Linked DNA regions of Homo sapiens: region 2 is linked to region 1. A link is a contact called in ENCODE Hi-C data. All regions are on one chromosome and are shown on one strand. Each heading gives the region's core, a stretch centred on a gene start or an enhancer-like site at or near the end of the contact. The rest is flanking DNA. Distances are from core to core; before and after follow the strand shown.

Region 1 (4,155 bases), core at 1,423-3,922:
TGAGCACTGGAAATTCCACATATGTTTCTATAATATTTTCTGATATTTTAATAAAATGATGACAACCAACTTAAAGAATTCTCTCCACTTGAATTTTGATTGAAGATGGGAAATAATTCAGCATTAACAGCTGTTTTCAGCTTTCACTCTGAAAGCAGATACATTGAGGAATTTTTGAAGTCCAATAACATAAAGAAACACAGAATTTTGATCCTTCAATTCTTGGATTTCTATTAAGCAATACTGGAAAACAAGTTGATTCATCTAATTTAAGCCTGTAAAACTGTTTTATGTGGTTATGAGACAGAGAATTCCAAATGACCTTACAGCACTACCCCCATAAACTCAACCTGGGCAAACCCACACTTCACAGCAAAGTTAAAGACCATCCAGCAAACAGATGAGGCAGTGGGGCCAGCACAGGCCGGAGGGTGCAGAGAGGCTGAATAGAGCCACGGAGCAACCCTCTCACCCTTTCTTCTTAAATGTGTAGCTCAGATCTCAGCAAGATTCATGTGGAAGGAAAAATATAATTAGGCTTCCTGCATGCAAACACACACACCCCTTTCTCTGCCTGGTCTCTCAATAAGAAACTAACTCATTAAGCCCTTTTTAAAAAACCTGTACAGACGCAAGGTGTTCACAGGGAATTCGGCTGAGCACACCTTCGTCGAAAGTGGCTTTGCCATCATCTGGGCAGCAAGACAGTATCACTCACCCTCCAAGAGCAACTGACAGGCAAGTGTCGTCACCTCAAAAGGCCACAATGCCCAACACAGGACACCCATTCCCATAGACATCCCAGACTCTGGGAACAAATGTGGGTCCAACTTCTGGGCTAGCAGTGGGTGGGGGAACCCTCAGATGGGGCTCGCCCTGCTGAGCTCAGGGGCGCTACGCTCTGCTGACCTGGATGGGGCACTGACACTTCACATCAGTGTGATGCAGGCAGCACAGAAGCCCCTGTCCTGAGACAGCGAACACGGAGGGTGCTGCAGGCAGGGGTGCACCTGGGCCGAGACGCAAGCCGGGAAACCTACCCAAGGCTGACACAATCAGATAACCAGGGTGGGCCTTTTGCAAATGATACACTCCTTACCCACCAAACGAGCTGTCTGCACTGCACAATCTACTTACCAGTTTACATCCGAACCCTGCACACGGCAGCTCCCGCCTCCTAGCCATGCCCTCCTCATCCTCAGCTCCTCAGGAGGGCAGCAGCCAAGCCCACAGGCCTGGAAGACTCTGCCCCCCGCCAACTGTGTCACGTTACAGGACACTGACACACCTCGCGGAACCCCACATCTGAAACTGAAAAACAGTACCATTTCCCGTCCCCAGAAGTCTGGAAAGGCAGTTGGCTGCACACCATGGCCCCTGCTCACTCCCTTCTTTGCCCTGAAAGTGTTAAAAAGGAAAACATAAAGTCAACACCAGCTCCTCCCTGCCGGTGAAAATTGGCACGAATGAGTTTACTTTCTGGCTGCCGGCCCTCACAAAACCGTTACCCAAAAAAAGTTCACCATGCTAAACTGCTCCAAATATAAATGTGAGACGCGCCGGCCCACCCCCACCCCACCCCACGTTACAGGAATGGCCTGACCAGGATGAGCCCAGAGACGGCTAAATGCACATCAAACATTTCAGATTTGGGAACTTCAGTGGTTTTGGGGAAAAGACCTGGCAAAGCCCGATCTGAAACTTATGACAGTTGAGCACATGATCTCCGCCATGAAGAGCAAATAAGAGGCGTACACAACCCTCCATAAGACCGCGGTGGCTGATCTGCCACAAACCCTCCTACGAGAGGACCAGGACGGCAAGGCCGGAGCCCGGCCCGGGGGGAGGTTGACGATTCCGCCCAGCCCTCCCCGCGCAGCGCCCGCGAACAATGGGGGTGGGATCCCCCGGGCCGCGCCAGGACCGCTGCACGGCCTGAGCCACCAGAGATCGAACCCGGGGTCCAACGACAAGTTTCGCATTGAAATCTGGCCGGGCGTTCCAGGCCGAACCCGCCAGCGAGGAGGTGGCGCGCACCGCGCTGCTGCACCAAGGACGCCGCGGCTCCAGCGCAGAGCGCACGGGAAGGCCGATCCCGCCGGGCCCGCTGCATCCTGCGTCCCCGCGCGGCGCCCAGGCCCCACAGACACCCCCAGGGCGCGGGGGGATCGCGGCCCCACAAACATCCCAGGGCGCGGGGGATCGCGGCCCCACAAACACCCCCAGAGCGCGAGGGGATCCCAGGCCCCACAGACACCCCCAGGGCGCGGGGAATCGCGGCCCCACAAACGTCCCCAGAGCGCGGGGGATCGCGGCCTCACAAACGTCCCTAGGGCGCGGGGTCTGGGGGTCCGGGGGACGCGCACGCTCCGGGCTGGGGTCGCACCTCCCCCTCCGGGCCCGGCCCCCGCCCCGCCGCAGGCCCCGCGCCCCCAGCCCTCCGCGCGCGGCCCTCCCCGGTGACAGCGCGGCCCGGCCCGGGGCGGGGGCCCGGTTACCTTCCGACAGCTCCAGCTCCAGCTCGGCCAGGCGCGCCCGCACCTCCAGGGGCAGCGCCATGCCCTCCAGGCTGCGGTCCGCCATGCTCCGCGGGCGCCGCGCCCCGCACGGCCTCCTCTTTGTTCGCAGGCGGAGGTCTCGGCGGCTCCTCGCGCCCGGCGGAACCGCACCGAGGAGGAGGCGGCGGCGCGGGCGCGGGAGGCGGGCGGCGGGCGCGCAGGGACCTCCCTCCCCTCGGCGCCTCCTCAGCGCGGCCCCGCCACGGCCGCCTCGCGCGCCCCCGCGCCCCACGGTCCCCGGCCCGCCCCGCGCGCGCTCGGCCCCTCCCCGCAGGCGCTGCGGACCCGGACCCGGCCCTGCTGCTCTCGGCCCCGGCCCGGCGGGAGCGTCTCTGCGCGCGCGCGTCACGGGGCCGCGGGGGCAGGGCGCGCGCGCGCGGGGCGCGAGGACGCGCAGGAGCGGGAGCGCGCGGGGGGGCGCGCGGCCGCGTCGGCGAAGCGCGCGCTCCCGGGGGCGCGCTCGGGGGCGGGTTGGGGGCTCGGGGCCCGCGGGGCGGGGCGGGGCGGGGCGGTCTTGTCTGTCCTGGGCTCTGCGCGTCCAGCGGAGCCTGCGGGCCCGGCCCCAGAGCCTGGTCCACCCGGCTCCCTGCGAAAATCACGTCCTGGAGCCGCAGCTTGACGTCTGCGCGAAAACTCGCAGTGCCCCGGGTCTTGGAGGGCTGGTTTTTTGTTAATGAACATTTTAAGAGGCGGAGACGGAGCGCTAGGCTGGAAGTTTCGAATGCAACGACCAGCAGATGACCTTGAGCGACTCTGAGCCTTTGCCTGGAGGGTCAGTGTCCCCATCTGTGAAAAGGGGATGGGAAGACAAGGTTGGGTCACCTAATCTCCAAATGCCAGGTGGGCCCGAAAAGCCTGGCTCCAGCCCTCCCGGAACAGGCTGCAGGCCCCAGGGTTCCCACCGTCCTTCTCCTTGTGGGGCCATCAGCTCCCAGCCTCAGTGCCACCTCGGCGAGGCTGAAGCCCCGTCTGTGCCTCTAGTCCTGACCATCTGGGGAGGCCCTCGCATCTCCAACCGTCCACTGAGCAAACTTCCCTGGAAGCCCCTAGACACCCCAAACGCCACAAACCCTAAATGAAGCCAGCTGCTTCCAGTGACTCTTAGTCACTGGAAGTTCTGCTTCTCAGAACCGCCCCCGTTGTCTTCATCATCACCTTCCTCTGTCTCCACACATCCTCCCCAGTCTGTTGCACAAAGCCCCGACGACCTGGCCTCCTTTTCATCCTTGTACCCCCTCTTCCCAGCCCGGCCCCTCCCTTAGGCCCAGAGCTTCCTAAAGACCTCCTCGCCTCCCCGTCCTCCACGGGACATTGGCCAGCGCTGGCTCCCGGAGGCCCAGCTGCACTCACTCCCCTTTCAGAGTGGGCCGCAGGAACACAGGTCCCCCACCTCACCCCCCTACCCCTACCCCCCACCACCCCCCCACCCCGCTTCGACCGGAGCCCCCACCAGCCGGGACCCACCTGCACGGCAGCCTTGCGGCCTCCACACTCCGGCTCCTGCAAACAACGCGGCTGACCCGCAGCACCTCTGCTCCCGGCCTCCACCCCGGAGAGCCTGCCCCTTCTCTGCCCCTGCCACCCACAGCCATCCCTG
Region 2 (4,251 bases), core at 625-3,124, 300 kb after region 1:
GGTGTAAGATGCTTGGTACCTTATCATTGTTATAGCTCTGGGCCCATGATGAGTCATTATGGTTGTGCATTCACAGACATGCCTTTGTAGCTGAACAAGTTAAAAGCAGGTGGCTCATGCCTGTAATCTCTGCACTTTGGGAGGCCAAGGTGGGTGGATCACTTGAGGTCAGGGTTTGAGACCAGCCTGGCTAATATGGTAAAACCCTGTCTCTACTAAAAATACAAAATATTAGCCGGGAGTGGTGGCAGGTGCCTGTAATCCCAGCTACTTGGGAGGCTGAGGCAGGAGAATGGCTTGAACCCTGGAGGCGGAGGTTGCAGTGAGCTGAGATGGCGCCACTGCGCTCCAGCCTGCGCGACAGAGTGAGATTCCGTCTCAAAAAAAAAAAAAAAATTAAAGAAAGGATGTTTGCCCATCTGAAGCAAAGTATTGACTGGACTTATCTAAATACCGGATTACAAGAAAAAGAGGAACTGGCTATATCAGAGTGAGAGAAAGTGGGAGAGGTTGAGGAAACATACAAGAACCTAAAAGAAAGGGCAATAAGTATGAGCATAGCTTTGCTAATCTCGGAAATGGTGGCCAGAACTGTCCTGTGGTTTAGCAAATGATCATAGCCAGCAAATCCTAATTACCCTAGAAGCTTCCTTTAGAAGTGCCACAAAGATGTAGGAGGTATGCTTATCCGCCTTGTGACACAAAAATGGAAGCATAGTTAATAGATGAGAAAAGCATGACCCAGAATGATTTTCAATATTGGAATGCTGGGAATTTATGAGAGGTATTTTCGCGTAAGAATAATAGGACTTGTTTAAAAGGATTGGAGAGTGGGGGGCATCCCAGATGCGTGAGAAGCAGTATAGCTAATGGTTAGAAGCAGGTTTGCTGGAGCCAGGCTGCCTGGGTTCAAAGCCCACCTCTGCTGCCTGTTAGCTTGTCAGCTGCACAACCACGGGGTGCTTTCGAGCCTTGTGTGCCTTTGTTTCCCCATGCACTTCATGAGGCTGTTGCAGAAATTAAACGAGTTAATATATAGTCAGCAGCTCTGAACACTGCTTGACTGAGTCAGCCCTACCTAACGTTTAATTTAAGGGATGTGGCCCTGGGTTCCCAAAGGGAGCGGCCACTCTATTCACAAACATAAAAGCAGTAAAGGCTCCATCCTCATCAACCTTCTCCTCAGTTGGACCCCACAGGACTGTCTCTCGCAACTGTTCCCTGGGCTCTCCTAAGGCACTGCGCGGAACCAGCTGCACCTCTTTTGCCTTAGATCAGGCTTTCCCTTCTCCGCCCGTTTTGGGATTTAACAAGCACGAGAAAGCAGGGCTGCAGGGAAGCCGCGAGGGCCTCCTCACCACGGCCCGGGATCAAGTCCCACGCGCGAGGCCGGGGTAGGGGCGTCATCTGCTCCACACCCAGAGGCTGGGCACGCCCCGCACGCGCGGCTTCCTCCTCCTTTGCGGGGCTCGCCGCGACCCAGGACCCCCAGACTCCCGGATCCCCTAGACCCTCTGGACTCCTAAGCCCCGCAACTCCCAAATCCCAAGACCCCGGACCCTCCAACCCTGGCCCAGGGCGCGTGGCTGGGGGCCTGAACCCGCTCCAGAAACCCGCAGGGCAGTCTGTCGGAAACCCCCGCTTTACTCAGCAGGAATTTAGTCTCCGCGCTCCCCCTAAAACCCGGGCGTCCTCTCCTCTGTACCCTCGCTCCTGAGGCCCTCACACGCCCTCCGTGGCTGACCTCCAAGCCGGGCGGGTGCGCTGTGCGACGCGGAAAGCGCCGTAGAGCACGCAGAACACGATTGGCTGAGCTCCCGGAAGTGACGTACCTCAACCGCCCGACAGTGGAAGTCCCACCTGCGCCCGACGGCGGAAGTTCCGGGAGTGCCAAGTACCCGCGTGCATACGGCTGCCGGCATGGCACATTACAACTTCAAGAAAATTACGGTGGTGCCGTCCGCCAAGGTAGGCGGCCCCGGGAGGGCCACTGCAACTTTCGCGTTCTCCTCAGCTGGGTCCCCGGGGAGGGTCCGGGCCTGTAGCCGTGGGAGAGCGGTCGCCTTCCGCTCGCCCATCCCCCGCTCCTGGGCCTGACCGTCTGGCCGCGTACTCGGGATCATTTCCCCTCCCCCAGCAGAATCCGGGGTCCACCAGAGATCGGATCCCCCAGAGACCGGGGTCCACCTAAGACCGTGGTCCACCCAAAGACTGAGGGCCCCCAGAGATGGGGGTACACCCAGAGTTGGGTTCCCTGGAGGGGCCCCGGGTGACGATGTGGGCGAGTGGAGGGGGACCCCGACATGTGAGGGAGGAAGCGTTCCGTGGTCCGTGATGAGCCTTCGGATTCTGGGTTTGGCGTAGCCCCCTCCCCTCTCAGGAATCCTGGGTTCGTTGTTCTCGTGATTTAACGTTTCATAATTTTTAAGTCATTCTCTTTCACTGTTAGATTTGGGAATACCTGTTCCTTTTCAGACCATAGTAGGCCCAGACTAAATTTTTACAGCGTTGGTTGGTGTGGCAAGAATGAGTCAACAAGTGTTGAGTATTAGGACTTTTTTTTTTTTTTTTTTTTTTTGAGACATAGTTTTTCGCTCTTGTTTCCCAGGCTGGAGCGCAGTCTCGGCTCACTGCAACCTCCACCTCCCGCGTTCAAGCGATTCTCCTGCTTCAGCCTCCCGAGTAACAGGGATTACAGTCGTGCACCACCACACCCAGCTAATTTTCGTATTTTTAGTAGAGACGGGGTTTCACCACGTTGGCCAAGCTGGCCTCGAACTCCTGATCCCGGGTGATCCTCCCGCCCCGGCCTCCCAAAGTGCTGGAATTACAGGCGTGAGCCACTGCGCCCGGCCCTAGTATTAGGACTTTTAAGAAGTCACGTTTTTATGTAGTGAACATTCGATTTGGGTCGCAATTACACAGACATTGACGGGCAACTGGAGCCTCCCAGGGACTCCTGCACGAGAGGGAGTTACTGAAGTCCCTGCAGAGTGACTGTTTTCCCCTCGTCAGTGCCTCCTTTTCTTCAGGTCTCAAGGACGGGATGAGCTTGCCTTGGAAAGCTTTGTGGGAGTCTCGTATTTTACCTTCATAGCAAAAGTTGTTTCCCCACTTCTCTCCACCATTTCTTATTTCTTCCTGACAGTTGTTCTGGCACATCTCTTGATCGATTGTAGTATTTTCTTTCTTTCTTTTTGAGATGGAGTCTCGCTCTGTTGGCCAGGTTGGAGCGCAGTGGTGTGATCCTGACTGCAGCCACCGCCTCCCAGGTTCAAGTGATTTTCCTGCCTCAGCCTCCCGAGTAGCTGGGACTACAGGCATGCGCCACCAGGCCTGGCTAATTTTTGTATTTTCAGTAGAAGTGGAGTTTCACCATGTTGGCCAGACTGGTCTTGAACTCCTAATCTCAAGTGATTCACTTGCCTCAGCCTCCCAAAGTGTTAGGATTACAGGCATGAGCTACTGTGCCCAGCCAGATTGTAGTATTTTCGAGTGCAGGAGTCATGTCTTATTTGTATTTTTGGTCAACCATCTCTCAGGTTTGTTGAAGGAATTTGCTCTTTGGATTATATGAACTTTGTTCATGTTATTGACTTATGTGGAGAACTTTAGAATATATTATACACCATCCGTCTTCTGTTCTGTGGAGTGAGATTTATATTTTTAGAGAACAGATGACTTATCTAAAAACTGGGTGATGGTAATTGTTTGGTGATTGGAAGTAAAAAAAAAAAATCACATCGGGAAAGTGTGGTATTCAGTTCATTCTAGAAGATGTTGAGTGAGTGCCTGTCCTGTGCATCGGGTACTGTGTTACAAAAATGCATTAGATAAAATACCTGCCTCTTTGGAAGTCATTTTCAAGAGAGGTAAGTCGAGGCCGGGTGCGGTGGCTCTCGCCTGTAATCCCAGCACTTTGGGAGGCTGAGGCGGGCAAATCACGAGGTCAGGAGATCGAGACCATCCTGGCTAACACGGTGAAACCCCGTCTCTACTAAAAATACAGAAAAATTAGCCAGGCGTGGTGGCGGGCGCCTGTAGTCCCAGCTGCTGGGGAGGCTGAGGCAGGAGAATGGTGTGAACTGAACCCAGGAGGCAGAGCTTGCAGTGAACCGAGATCGCGCCACTGCACTCCAGCCTGGGCAACAGAGCAAGACTCCATCTCAAAAAAAAAAAAAAAAAAAAGTGGGGTAAGTCATATCTCGTATGACCATACTAGAAATAAAACATTGTTATCATGGAGGACAC

What was found. A loop is a pair of places that touch in the nucleus more often than their neighbours do. Pooled maps may share reads with other maps.
Region 2: a map of chondrocyte shows a loop between it and region 1 (6-fold over the local background). The contact joins the promoter of GTPBP4 here to the promoter of DIP2C in region 1. A Hi-C loop is called at or near these places in 1 of 168 maps with a recorded cell type or tissue (chondrocyte) and 7 of 50 pooled maps.

Annotation. Positions count from the first base shown.
Region 1 is chr10:686,996-691,150 of GRCh38, forward strand. DIP2C (disco interacting protein 2 homolog C) reads right to left here and starts at 2,673. Exons shown (of 37, transcript NM_014974.3): 1 at 2,499-2,673. The coding sequence starts at 2,583. RefSeq lists an enhancer at 3,048-3,983.
Region 2 is chr10:986,560-990,810 of GRCh38, forward strand. It overlaps GTPBP4 (GTP binding protein 4), which reads left to right and starts at 1,875. Exons shown (of 17, transcript NM_012341.3): 1 at 1,875-1,968. The coding sequence starts at 1,921. It also overlaps a transcript of LARP4B not described here. RefSeq lists an enhancer at 3,622-4,251.